2 separate regions of the Homo sapiens genome follow, and region 2 is linked to region 1. The links are chromatin contacts, found by Hi-C or POLR2A ChIA-PET in ENCODE. All regions are on one chromosome and are shown on one strand. Each heading gives the region's core, a stretch centred on a gene start or an enhancer-like site at or near the end of the contact. The rest is flanking DNA. Distances are from core to core; before and after follow the strand shown.

Region 1 (6,359 bases), core at 2,875-5,374:
GCTGCAGGGAGTATTGGTGGGGAAAATGAATCATTTTCTTTCTTTTTTTTTTTTTTTGAGACGGAGTCTCGCTTTGTCGCCCAGGCTGGAGTGCAGTGGCGCGATCTCGGCTCACTGCAAGCTCCGCCTCCCGGGTTCACGCCATTCTCCTGCCTCAGCCTCCCGAGTAGCTGGGACTACAGGCGCTCGCCCCCATGCCCGGCTAATTTTTTGTATTTTTAGTAGAGACAGGTTTCACTGTGTTAGCCAGGATGGCCTCGATCTCCTGACCTCGTGATCTGCCCGCCTCGGCCTCCCAAAGTGCTGGGATTATGGGCGTGAGCCACCGCCCCCGGCCCGCTCTAATTAGTTTTGAGATTTCCAGCCTCCTCTAGGTGATGGCTGCTTGAGGCTGATTTTTATACTGGGTTTTAGAAATGATTCTCTACCAGTAACCAAAACAGCATGGTACTGGTACCAAAACAGAGATATAGATCAATGGAACAGAACAGAGCCCTCAGAAATAATGCCGCATATCTACAACCATCTGATCTTTGACAAACCTGACAAAAACAAGAAATGGGGAAATGATTCCCTATTTAATAAATGGTGCTGAGAAAACTGGCTAGCCATATGTAGAAAGCTGAAACTGGATCCCTTCCTTACACCTTATACAAAAATTAATTCAAGATGGATTAAAGACTTAAATGTTAGACCTAAAACCATAAAAACCCTAGAAGAAAACCTAGGCATCACCATTCAGGACATAGGCATGGGCAAGGACTTCATGTCTAAAACACCAAAAGCAATGGCAACAAAAGCCAAAATTGACAAATGGGATCTAATTAAACTAAAGAGCTTCTGCAAGCAAAAGAAACTACCATCAGAGTGAACAGGCAACTTACAGAATGGGAGAAAATTTTTGCAATCTACTCATCTGACAAAGGGCTAATATCCAGAATCTACAATGAACTCCAATAAATTTACAAGAAAAAAACAAACAACCCCATCAAAAAGTGGGTGAAGGATATGAACAGACACTTCTCAAAAGAAGACATTTATGCAGCCAAAAGGCACATGAAAAAATGCTCATCATCAGTGGCCATCAGAGAAATGCAAATCAAAACCACAATGAGATACCATCTCACACCAGTTAGAATGGTGATCATTAAAAAGGCAGGAAACAACAGGTGCTGGAGAGGATGTGGAGAAATAGGAATAATTTTACACTGTTGGTGGGACTGTAAACTAGTTCAATCATTGTGGAAGTCAGTGTGGCGATTCCTCAGGGATCTAGAACTAGAAATACCATTTGACCCAGCCATCCCATTACTGGGTATATACCCAAAGGATTATAAATCATGCTGCTATAAAGACACATGCACACATATGTTTATTGCGGCACTATTCACAATAGCAAAGACTTGGAACCAACCCAAATGTCCAACAATGATAGACTGGATTAAGAAAATGTGGCACATGTACACCATGGAATACTATGCAGCCATAAAAAAGGATGAGTTCGTGTCCTTTGTAGGGACTTGGATGAAGCTGGAAACCATCATTCTTAGCAAACTATCGCAAGGACAAAAAACCAAACACTGCATGTTCTCACTCATAGGTGGGAATTGAACAATGAGAACACATGGACACAAGAAGGGGAACATCACACACCAGGGCCTGTTGTGGGGTTGGGGGAGGGGGGAAGGATAGCATTTGGACATATACCTAATGTTAAATGATGAGTTAATGGGTGCAGCACACCAACATGGCACATGTATACATATGCAACTAACCTGCACGTGGTGCACATGTACCCTAAATCTTAAAGTATATAAAAAAAGAAATGATTCTCTACCTAGAAGCGAGCCAGAGAGAAGAAGTATTAAAAGCAAATGAGCAAATGCAGCTGAAAATGAACATGTACTTCATGGGAATTGGATGGAATTAAGCCAACGTGGATGAAATACACTTCATATCGTGAAAGGATAGATCTAAAAGTGGTGTGTTTGCCATGAGCAGTCCACATAGATATTTCATCTCAAACAGTGTCTTGATATTTAGAGATGAGCATTCTCAGTACTTAATGGAGGGCACTATACCAGGGTTGGCACTAACCCAGCCCATAACTTTTGAGCCATAGTCCCTGTAACTGTGTCATCAGCTGGTTTCATAAGAGAACATGCCTAAACCTGCTCAATCCTTGGCTGGGGATGCTTTCAGGAAAATCCAGGGTGCTGTTGAAGTTTTGTAGGTGACTCAGGTAGTGGAATTCTGCTTTTGAGTCAAGACAGAATTTTAGCTTTGCCTGGTTGGGGGTTTAGTCACTGGAACTAGCCCTCTAAGGTCATATTGAAGAAGGCAGAAAAATTGTCTACAGAATATGTTACCTTAAAAGGTGATTTCTTCTTAATTGAAAGATTCACAAGATTTTTCCTTATGATTCCACATTGATTTTAGTTGAAGATGTTATTACTCACCTCCTTTCTAGGAATAATAGGTTCAGCCTTAGAGAATGACCATCATATTTCCATAGTAATCCAGAAACAACTACGATGTCCAAACCCTATGACAGGGTCTTCCTAAATGAAAGCCAATGGAGAATCTTGGAGCAATTCATTCTAAATAATTGGTGAAGCTTTTCCTTAATAAAAATGCAGAGCTTTCCAATTTAATTCAATAGTACTAGATTCCCACTCTACATTACTGAGATTTTTAAACTGTTATAAAATGAACATTTGAAGAGCACCCATATATCACTAGGCCTTATGAGAAGAAAAAAAAAACCTGAAATCTTCTATTTAAAGAAGACATGTAAACATACCTACAAGTGCAGATCCAATTTCTCCAAAACAGGATGCCAAGAATAACTTCATTGAATGTTGTAAAGATACAACCCTAATCAATGCATATCCTTTTTTATTTGGGGCTTAAAAGTGCTGATCTAAAATGTTAATGGATACATTTATTTCTCCAACACAAATCCATAATATCACCAATCCAGAAAGATTGGCATAAAGAAGTTGGCTATACACATGCTAGTTATTATTCAGCTAATAGATGTCTGTGTCCTGTTTAGAATCCCCAAATGATCTGTAAATTATTACATTGAGTTTAGATTATTATTTCTATGTTTAGCCAACTTTTTATCCAAATACTGATTACTTTATTAGCATATTAAGTGGAAGTGTGTTAAGCCTGCTTGGGCCAAATAGTGAAACCCTGTCCCAAAAAAGAAAAAATAAATAATAACTAAAAACAGGCTAGGCATGGCGGCTCATGCCTATTATCCCAGCACTTTGGGAGGCTGAGGTGGGAGGATTGCTTGAGTCCAGAATTTCAAGGCTGCAGTGAGCTATGATCATGCCACTGCATGCCAGCCTGGGCAACAGAGCAAGACCCTGTCTCTAAAAAGAAATAATAATAATAAAAACAAACAAACCTAAAAACATCAGATGAGACAGGCTAGTGTTACTGTTCCTTTATCTTCTTTTAATGAGAATGAATTTAAGCCCCCACGTAGCAAAATAATATACAAGATATTTGCAGAAGGCAAAAGTGCCCTCCAGACTCCTCTAACTTTCTAGACGTTGTTTATTCTTGAGCCTCCAACTTCCCCATTATTTTGCTCCAATGACTTCCCCAATCCACAAAGTTTCCTTATTTGTATTTTAAACCCATCCTCTCTACCCTCATAGCTCCTTTCCTGTAATTTTGAAATTCCTTTTCAACTCTACTTGCATCATTTGGATTCCAGAGTACGCACTTGGTCACAACCGTTTGCCTTACAGAAGACATCCCCGAAATGTGGCTGAAAGGAAGAAGACCCTTGACGAAAGGGGTTGCCCGGATAAATGATTCATTGCCTAAAAGGATAGACTTTTTAAAATGTCATTTTTATTTTGGAATGTAGGAAACTGGTTTCCCTGTCTCTTGAAGCATCATCACAGAGGCATAAACTGAGGAGCAAAGCTTATAACTGAGAGGTTTTAAATGAACAGGGTAGGGGAAACAAACAATATCCCACCAGGAGAGAGGTCTGATAGCTCAAGTCTGTCCTTTCCTCTCCTGGTCGCCTCACACGCAGAGGCAGCCTCACTGAACGTGCTGTGCAGCAACGACGTGACTCACGGTCAGCTAACAGAGCAGGAAGTCACCTGACGACAGATGGGAAAGTCCAGAGTAGACTGAACGTACTTTTTAAGAAAAGGAAATAAAGAAGGCAATTTGTAGGGCTGTGTCACAAGGTTAGAAACCCCAATTATATTTGATAGTTCTGTGCAAGGCACTAGCCTGGGAATGCATTAATCTGTATATCAAGTAATTACTACCATATTTGGAAGCTAAGTAAGTAGGTCTCAGTCATTAAATAAAGAGCAGCATTCTTGATTGGAAGGATGAAATTATGCAATAATCACTGGCTTTGGTTAAATAATAAATTAATTTCTGGGGTCTTGGCAGGGACGGTCACATGCCGAATTGTGAAGCAGAACATTGGCTTTGTCAGTGTGGTTGTCCGCTTTGGGGAGTTCTTCCCTTTTCCCAGAGGTTTAGGGAGAGAAATTGAAGTGTTTTAGTTAATCAATAAAACCAGAAATATATGAGAACTTGTGTGCCAAGTCTGCAAGGGAGTATGGGGCAAATGGACAGGAAAAGATCCTTGAGGAGCTCTATCTAGTTGGGGGCAACAAGATGTAAGCATTTGGAAAGGTAAGTAAGAGTTTAAGAGTTGTTTCAAGGAAGAACATGATGGATTACAAAATAGCAATGTCAAGAGGATGTGTTGTGGGCATTCAGAGAAAGGGGAGTTTAGTGTGGGCAAGGTAGATAAGGGAAGTTTTTGGGCAAACAGTGGATCTAGAGCTATGCTACACTTTTAAAGCAGAAAGAATCTATAGATAAGTAGCAAAGTCCAAATCAGTTATCCTAGGAATGGCAGCAGGCAAGCAGATATTTGAATGGGCTGGTGGTGCAGGTCCACAAGTCTAAAGATCTGGGTTAATCTTTGTTGAGAAAGACTGTTGAACAAAGGTGCCTCTATTTCCTCATCTGCAAAATGGGTGCAAAATACGTCCAACCTGCCATCCAGGTTAAATAATTCTGTGAATCTCAGTGTAAACTATAACTCACGTAATAACCTTAAGCTATTGTTAATGGTAACGTACGTACGATGATTTTAGGAATATAATTTTGCGTATACAGATACTGCTTGACTTTAAGGACTAAAATGGTAATTTAAACAGCCATATATAGGTTATGAGGAAGAGTTCGAGGTAGGGGTGCTAACTGTAAATATCAAATTGCAACATGCAGGTGACCAATGAGCACTTGCATCAGCTTGCTCTGGGGTCTTGCTAGAAGCAGGATGAGGACATTTGTTTTTAAAATATTCTAACTAATAAAGGTATTTTCCTTTCTTTTCTCTTTCTTTCTTCCTTTCTTTCTTTCTTTCTTTCTTTTCTTTTCTTTCTTTCTTTTCTTTCTTTCTTTCTTTTCTTTCTTTCTTTCTTTTCTTTCTTTCTGTCTTTCTTTCTTCTTTCTCTCCTTCCTTCCTTCCTTCCTCCCTCCCTTTCTCTCTCTCTCTCCCTCTTTCTCTCTTTCCTTCTTTCTTTCTTTTTTTTTTTTGGAGTCTCACCTGTCTCCCAGGCTGGAGCACAATGGCGCGATCTCAGCTCACTGCAACCTCTGCCTCCTGGGTTCAAGAGATTCTCCTGCCTCAGCCTCCTGAGTAGCTGGGATTACAGGCACGCGCCACCAAGCCCAGCTAATTTTTTTGCATCTTTAGTAGAGACAGGGTTTCACCATGTTGGCCAGGCTGCAGGTATAATCTTTCTAAGGATCTTTTTGTTTTCTCTGGCTGTGAAGATTGTTTGCTCTCAGTGTCCTATATGAACATTACATGTTTAATCTGAACTTACGGAGCTTGCACATTGCATGGTATACAGTAAGAGCCTAGTATTGAATGGGGAGCCCATAATAAAGAGCACATATATTGAATGGGGACGTTTTCTAGATTTAAGACACAATCTGGTAATCATTGCTTTTAATTTGGGGAGTGGGAAGCATTTTTTTCTCTTAACATATTGATAGGAAACTAATTGATGTATTTGTAGTGGGGTCAAAATTCACACATATGAATCACATGTGCATAAATAAAAAATAAAGAAGTGCATCTTTATTTTCCTTCACTGAGCTCATCTTGCCCGGAGCCCCTGTTTTCATTGACAGCAGTGTCTTGACAATTTCCATTCTTGACAATTTTCTTGACAATTTCCAGTCTTTCTGGGCTAAAATAGTTCTTTGGGGGTAAATATTCAGTCCATTGAAAGTTGAAACCCTCTTCCAGGGCAGTTTCTCCCCTCCCAAGAGTTCCTCTCTTC
Region 2 (6,359 bases), core at 3,446-5,945, 35 kb before region 1:
ACTTCTTACTAAGGAAGTCACATGTCCCAAATGCCCAGGATTCACAATCTTATGAGCTACCATTTAGTTTCCATTTATTTGCTTGCTATGTGGCTGGTACTGTGATGAGTTCAGTATAGTCAATATCTCTATTCCTCCCCGTAATCCTTAGAGGTACTACTTTGCTTATAAAGTCCCAGCTGCTGCTGCTGCTGGTGGTATCTGCACCACATGTGGAGAAGCAAGAATCTACAGCAGGGTTGGCCAGATAGTAAATATTTCCAGCTTTGTGGGCCATATGGTCTCTGTCACATCTCTTCATCTCTGCCACTGAAGTTCGAAGGCAGCCATAGATAATACATGGATAAATGAGTGTGGCTGTGTTCCAAGAGAACTTTATTTATGGACACTGAAAATTGAGTTTCATATAATTTTCATATGGCACAAAGTATTTTTTAATTTTTTTCAACCATTGAATATGTAAAAAAATTAGTTAATGGGCCATAGTTCCCTGACCCCCAGTCTAGAAAATTCAGTGGCCTTGATCCCAAAGTGTTGAAGAGCATCCCAAAGAGGATAGCCCAGGTTCTGAGATTTTGTGAAACCACCACCAACCAAAACAGGTGGCAGGCAGGTGACTAACATGAGGGAGCACCTCATCTAGAGCGTGGGGCCAGATTTGCCTGTGACAGCCTTTGTCACTTCCAGCAGGGTGACACAACAAAGTTTTTAATGTCTTAGTACCTTAATTTCCTCATGTCCAAAGTGAGGCTAAAAACAGGGTGATTGTGACAAGAAAAAGAAATTAGTTAATGCAGGGAAAGCGTTTGTGATACCTGACAGAGATGAATTACAAGGTTAGACTTACAATCTTAGCATCACTGACTGAAGCAGGCTGTGAGGACAAGAGTCCCTCAGAACCTGACTGGACCTCAGAGCCAACCCACTCAAAGATGACCTGAGAGAGAATTTGCTGATCGCTACACTGCAGTTGTCAACAGTCATACAATTTTGAGGACAATTCTTTGAGGAATTCAGAATGAAGTTCAGTTCTATAAAGGGCAGGTAAGGTCAGTGCAGAGTTCTTATGAAGATGCCTTTATAGGGCAGGCAGCAGAAACCCTCAGGAGAACTGTTGGCAAGGCACAAGGACACGGTTGGTATTAAAGTAATCAGAGCAATGAATATAGCTGACAGTTATATAGCATTTATTAATATCCTCTGCTTGGCAATGGTCTAGTGTTTTCTAAGCAGAAAATATGTAGGTTTAGTTTACCCCCATGATCACTTTGTAAAGTAAGCACTATTATTAAACCCATTTAATAGATAAGGCAACTGAGACTGAGAGGGTAAATAATATGCCCAAAGCCATGCTTTCTTTAAGTGGCAGCACAATCTGGCTGCTGCATCCTTGTTCTTAGTCTCCAGGCTGACAGTCTTTACCCCAGGCTCTCTAGGTCCTCGGATAAAATTAGCTTGGCCAGACTTGGGGACGGTGGGATCAGGGATTTCCTTCCAGGGAGCAAATGGGGCTCTGGGGATTTGCAATACTTTTATGTCACTAGGTTATGACGGGTAGCAAATATGATTCATGTGCAAATGGAAATAACAGTTTTTGCCTTTGTATTTCACATTTACTAACCTCTCTAGCCAGAGTCCTGGTCTAGTCACACAGCATACTGTACAAGTTCAGACTGTATCCTGCATTTTGATGTAGATTCATTTTCAGAAGCGGGTAGGGGTGGCACACATATTTTTGTCTCTTTTCTGTGTGGGTGATGACCCTGGCCTCATATGTGGACTGTGCACAGACAATATGAAACAGAAAGGTGCCCGTTATGGATCAGAAGGAAATGCCACTTGAACCAGGGCTCCTGAAATTAGTGCCTCTGATTACTTGGATCCTATGAGTCTATAGAAAACTTTGGGTGATTCCCCACATCATGACTGTTGTTTTTTCCCATCAGTAATCTAAAAAGAGTTTTAGACTTTTTTTTTCTGTTTTATCTAGCAATTAAACAGATCTTCTAAAACTGGATTTGGGAAAGGAATTTTTAATAAGGGTATTCCCAACTGCATATACCTCAGAGGATTTGCACTGGAAAATTGGTCTCACTCTATGCCCATATTTGGGAGCTTCCTCATTTGTGAGATCAGATTTCCTGGATATTCCAGAATTGCCTCCACCACGTTTTTTTTTTTATTTTGTTTTTTTTTTTACTTGCAAAAGGGACACGGAACCTTGAAATGTTATGTTACCTTTTCTCAAAGGATAAAGAATGATATATGAACTGCCTATCTTTGTATACAAACTGTGTTCATAAGCTTTGACCACCATCCAGTGTTATTTCTCTTGGTTAAGCAAAATAATCTCACATTCTCTAAATTTTCCAAGGACTTTTTTTCAGCTGATTAGTGACTATGAGCCTGTACATTATTTCCTAAGGAGTTATAGATATGTCTTGGATTCTAGCCCTGCACATAATTAATATTTTTATGAATATAATGATAGTGAGCCCTTAACCACACACACGTAACTAACTGTCATTTGTTACGTAGATTTCCTTTCTGTTTTCTTTTTTATGGATTTAATACATAGAGGTTTTTTTTTTTTTAAATGAAAACTGTTTTCGTTTTATAAGAAATATGCCTTCAGCGATTCAAAGACAGAGCTTGCCTAATTTCTATGGGATATACAGCCAAGAAAATCACTGGAAATAGTTGTTTAAATAAGAGTCACACACAAAAAAGTCCTGAATTGCCTTAAACATACTTTGTAATAATGTCTTCATATGTTATGAGAGTCACTGCAGTCAGTTAGAAAAATACACAGAATACCAGGAATTCCTATCCCTAGTCCAGCCTCACTTGTAAATATCATATGACCTCAAATAACTGACTTGGGAGAGATCCTTATGGCAGTAAATGTATTCTAGAAAGGGATTGTTTATAATTCATCCCAAACATATCCCATTAACTATATACTCGCAGGAGACTAGGGGAAAAAACAAGAAAAGCAATGCTAAAATATATTTTCCAAAATATGTTAAATTTCAGCCGGGCCTGGTGGCTTACGTCTGTAATCCCAGCATTTGGGGAGGCCAAGGCGGTGGATCACATGAGGTCAGGAGTTTCAGACCATCCTGTCTCGAATTCCTGACTCATGGCAAAACCCCATCTCTACTAAAAAATATAAAAATTAGCCAGGCACGGTGGTGGGTGCCTGTAATCCCAGCTACTGGGGAGGCTGAAGCAGGAGAATTGCTTGAACCCAGGAGGTGGAGGTTGCAGTGAGCTGAGATCGCGCCACTGCACTCCAGCCTGGGAGACAGAGTGAGACTCTGTCTCAAAAAAAAAATTAATTAAAATAAAATAAATAAATAGAAACAAAATATATTGAATTTGAAAAGAAATTCTTAAGGTAAAATGATTTCTCAAGGTGTTTGGACATTCAGTAAACAGATAACCTGACCAGCATCATAGTCTGGGGGAAGACAAGGGTGATCTACATTATTTTAGGTTCCCCTTGGTTTGATGAGGAATTTATTATCTATTATGAGACGTGTATAACTCCCAAGAATCTATACTGAACAATCCAGGACAGTATACATTGAGAACTATGTTGTGGTTCTCTGGGGCTATAGGAATTCAAAGGAGCCTAAAACAACTAGGCAAGAAACGGCCAGAGGCTGAAGCTCCAGGGAGGAACTGAGAGTTGAGGTCGGTCTTAAGTGACAGGGACAATGCCCAGTGTGTTCTGGAGAAAGGTGAGGGCCTTCCAAGAAAGGGAGGCACTGTGGGCCAAGTCATGGAGGTGGGAAAATGAGCCCGATAGGTTAATGGAAGCATGAAAGAACTAGCCTTCCATGAGCAGAAGTGAGCCGGGGCCCAGACACATTCTAAAGGCCACTGCAAGTCTGTGGGGGGACTTCAGTTGCAGCAGGGAAGGGAAATGGAGTCTCTGAAAATTTTAAGCATGAGTCCTGTGATAAAAATGGTGTTTAAAGAAGATTGATCTGGCAGCGAGGTACTCCGGGAGAGACTGAGAGATTGTCCTTTGGGTAGCAGCAGCCTATATATTTATATGCTGTAGAGTCTTAATTTGAGAGATTAGCTGTTTCACCATCCAGTGAACCATTTACCTTCACATTCACTTACACATTTAATCTAACATTTTAAATGTATTTCTGGAATATTAGTTCAATATTTTATATCAAAATACCGCATACATTGCATTGTGCCACTTCCAATCCTCACAGACCAAGGGTAGGTAAAAATGCATCAGTGGGTCCTCTATTAGGGACTGAGTTGTATTAATAGACAAGGCAGGTAGGGTGTCTGCCCTCAAAAAGCTTATCCACTGAGATTGGCCATAAGCAAATCATTACACCATACTGAGTTACAATTGTGGTAAATGCTAAGAAGTACTAGGTAATAGGGGGAAGTTTGACAGAGGGTTCTAACACAGACTTAAGGCCCGACGATTTGGGGAAAGTCTTCTTGGGGAAGTGATATTCAAAATGAGATCTGATTGGAGTGGAAGAAGGTAGAGCAGAAGCTGAAGGGTGTTAGAAATTCTGAGAAGAGGAAATTGCACTTGTGAGGGCCCTGGGGTGAAACAAAGTCCAGGGCATTCAAGGAACTGAAAGAAGGCCCACTGGGCTGGAGTGGGGAGGCTGGACCAGGGCCGCAGGAAGAGAGGCTGGCGGGAGGCAGATGGCACCCGGCCTCATAGACCGCAGGAAGGGCTTTCAGGATATATCTCCATCTTCCTCAGAGGGTGCCCTCCACCCTCCCCTGCCATGAGTCACAGTGACTTCCTCATCCATGCTTACTGTCCTCTCTGATCAAATTCTCAAATCTAACTTCAGACACTACCCGAGCCACATTAGTGCAAGTAGCCCCCTTGGAGCACAGCCACATCTTAGAACTCAAGGTCAACTGAAAGCACTCTACCTCTGGCATCCTACATGTTGCGATTCTCTATCCTGACCATAGCCACTTATCCCTACGTCTCCCACTGAACTTCTGTTTGACCTCAGAAACACCTTCTGTTCCCTTCACTGTCCCGGAACTCTTTACTAGGCTTTCCTCTGGCTCCTCATCTATCCTGGCACAGAGCTCAAGCTCAGTGACATTGAGCTGCACCGTCACTGGTGCCTGATAGTTCTCTTTCTGCTTGACCTTCTACCACTCTCACATTCCCGCACTTTGCTCTAGAGGAAAGATGAACCTGTTTTCTCTGCTTCACTCCTAAGCTCTGCTGGGAAGCTTAGGTCACCTCCTGGTGATGTTACTACTGATTCATGCGGCTAACTTCAACTTGACCCTCGTACCATTTGATAACCACTTATGATTGATTGTTTATTTCATTCCTCTTAACCACTTTTACATTTCAAACTTTATCATCCTAACTCCCAACTAGGTTCCCCCTCTACATTTGTTTTCTATCTTAGGGATGGGCACTCCATCCTTGATTTCCCCATGCCACGAACCCGGGAGTCTTCTGGACTCCTCCTTCCTCACCCTTACATTCAGACGGAAGCCAAATCTCATTAATTGTATCAATTAAGCCCCTCTCTTTTCAGTTTCCTTTTCTCTATCCAATAGTTGTTTCCCAAACTCAAACTGTCATTGCTTTTCTTGCTTCTCATCAGGAATTCTTCCAATTCTTCCTCCACATGGCCTCAGATGTGAAATCTTTGATTTAAACTCATCAATGACTTCCATTCCTGTAGGAGGAAAGTCCAGCCTCCTTATACAGAAAACAGGACCTCTGTAGCCTGGCCGTCACTCACCTCTCCAATTTTTTTGCCCAGGCATGCCACCTCCTTCTCCTACCCCAATTCTCCCCTTGAACCTTACACACTAGCGGTTCAAACTTGCCCTCCCTCTAACCCACTATGCTACTGGCTGCCTCTGGACATGGTGCTCCCTCTGGCCAGAGTGTTCCCACCCAGGTTACTCTTTACATACTTGAAATATTTGCGATTCAGTACACAAGTTACAAGAAGCCTCCTCTGAACCGCCTTCCCTCCCTCCTCCATAGGTTGTCCTGATCACTCCTTCCTCTGTGCTCCACTCCACCCAGTGGATATTTCTATTAGAGCACTTATTATACTTAGTTGTAATAATTTGTTTTCAAATCTCTCTCCTTTAAAGCCATTATGCACTCCTTGAAAACGGGTTTCTGTGTTATTCGACTTTGCACGCTTGGTGCCCAGCACAGCTCCTGGCCTGCAGCAGCCACTCGAAGATGTCACCAGACCAAAGGACAATCTCTGGCTTGGTGAATGATCTCATGGTCTACCTTACTGAGATGAACTCCTCTGAAGGGGTGGGTTGCCCCTCCACACCTGTGGGTGTTTCTCGTTAGGTGG

The links. A loop is a pair of places that touch in the nucleus more often than their neighbours do. ChIA-PET counts read pairs that join two places held with the same protein, here RNA polymerase II (POLR2A). Pooled maps may share reads with other maps.
Region 2: a loop to region 1 is called in a map of CD14-positive monocyte, with 2.4 times the contacts of the local background. The contact joins two enhancer-like sites. A Hi-C loop is called at or near these places in 7 of 168 maps with a recorded cell type or tissue (CD14-positive monocyte, MCF 10A, PC-9 and 4 more), 3 of 37 single-sample maps with no recorded cell type and 14 of 50 pooled maps. POLR2A ChIA-PET finds 5 or more read pairs at or near these places in 18 of 52 experiments (A673, AG04450, CD4-positive, alpha-beta T cell and 13 more).

What each region holds. Positions count from the first base shown.
Region 1 is chr6:137,809,341-137,815,699 of GRCh38, reverse strand. No RefSeq gene overlaps it. Among named protein-coding and RNA genes, the nearest start is that of TNFAIP3, 55 kb to the left of the region's middle. RefSeq lists enhancers at 3,849-3,968, 3,999-4,258. Within about 2 kb of position 4,124, at least 22 of the 41 ENCODE cell types and tissues checked have a DNase peak (open chromatin) inside an H3K27ac peak, as active enhancers do; they include CD14-positive monocyte, where a contact is called at or near this core.
Region 2 is chr6:137,845,292-137,851,650 of GRCh38, reverse strand. All of the region lies in intron 3 of WAKMAR2 (wound and keratinocyte migration associated lncRNA 2), which reads left to right. Among named protein-coding and RNA genes, the nearest start is that of TNFAIP3, 19 kb to the left of the region's middle. RefSeq lists an enhancer at 1,669-1,748. Within about 2 kb of position 4,695, at least 5 of the 41 ENCODE cell types and tissues checked have a DNase peak (open chromatin) inside an H3K27ac peak, as active enhancers do; they include CD14-positive monocyte, where a contact is called at or near this core.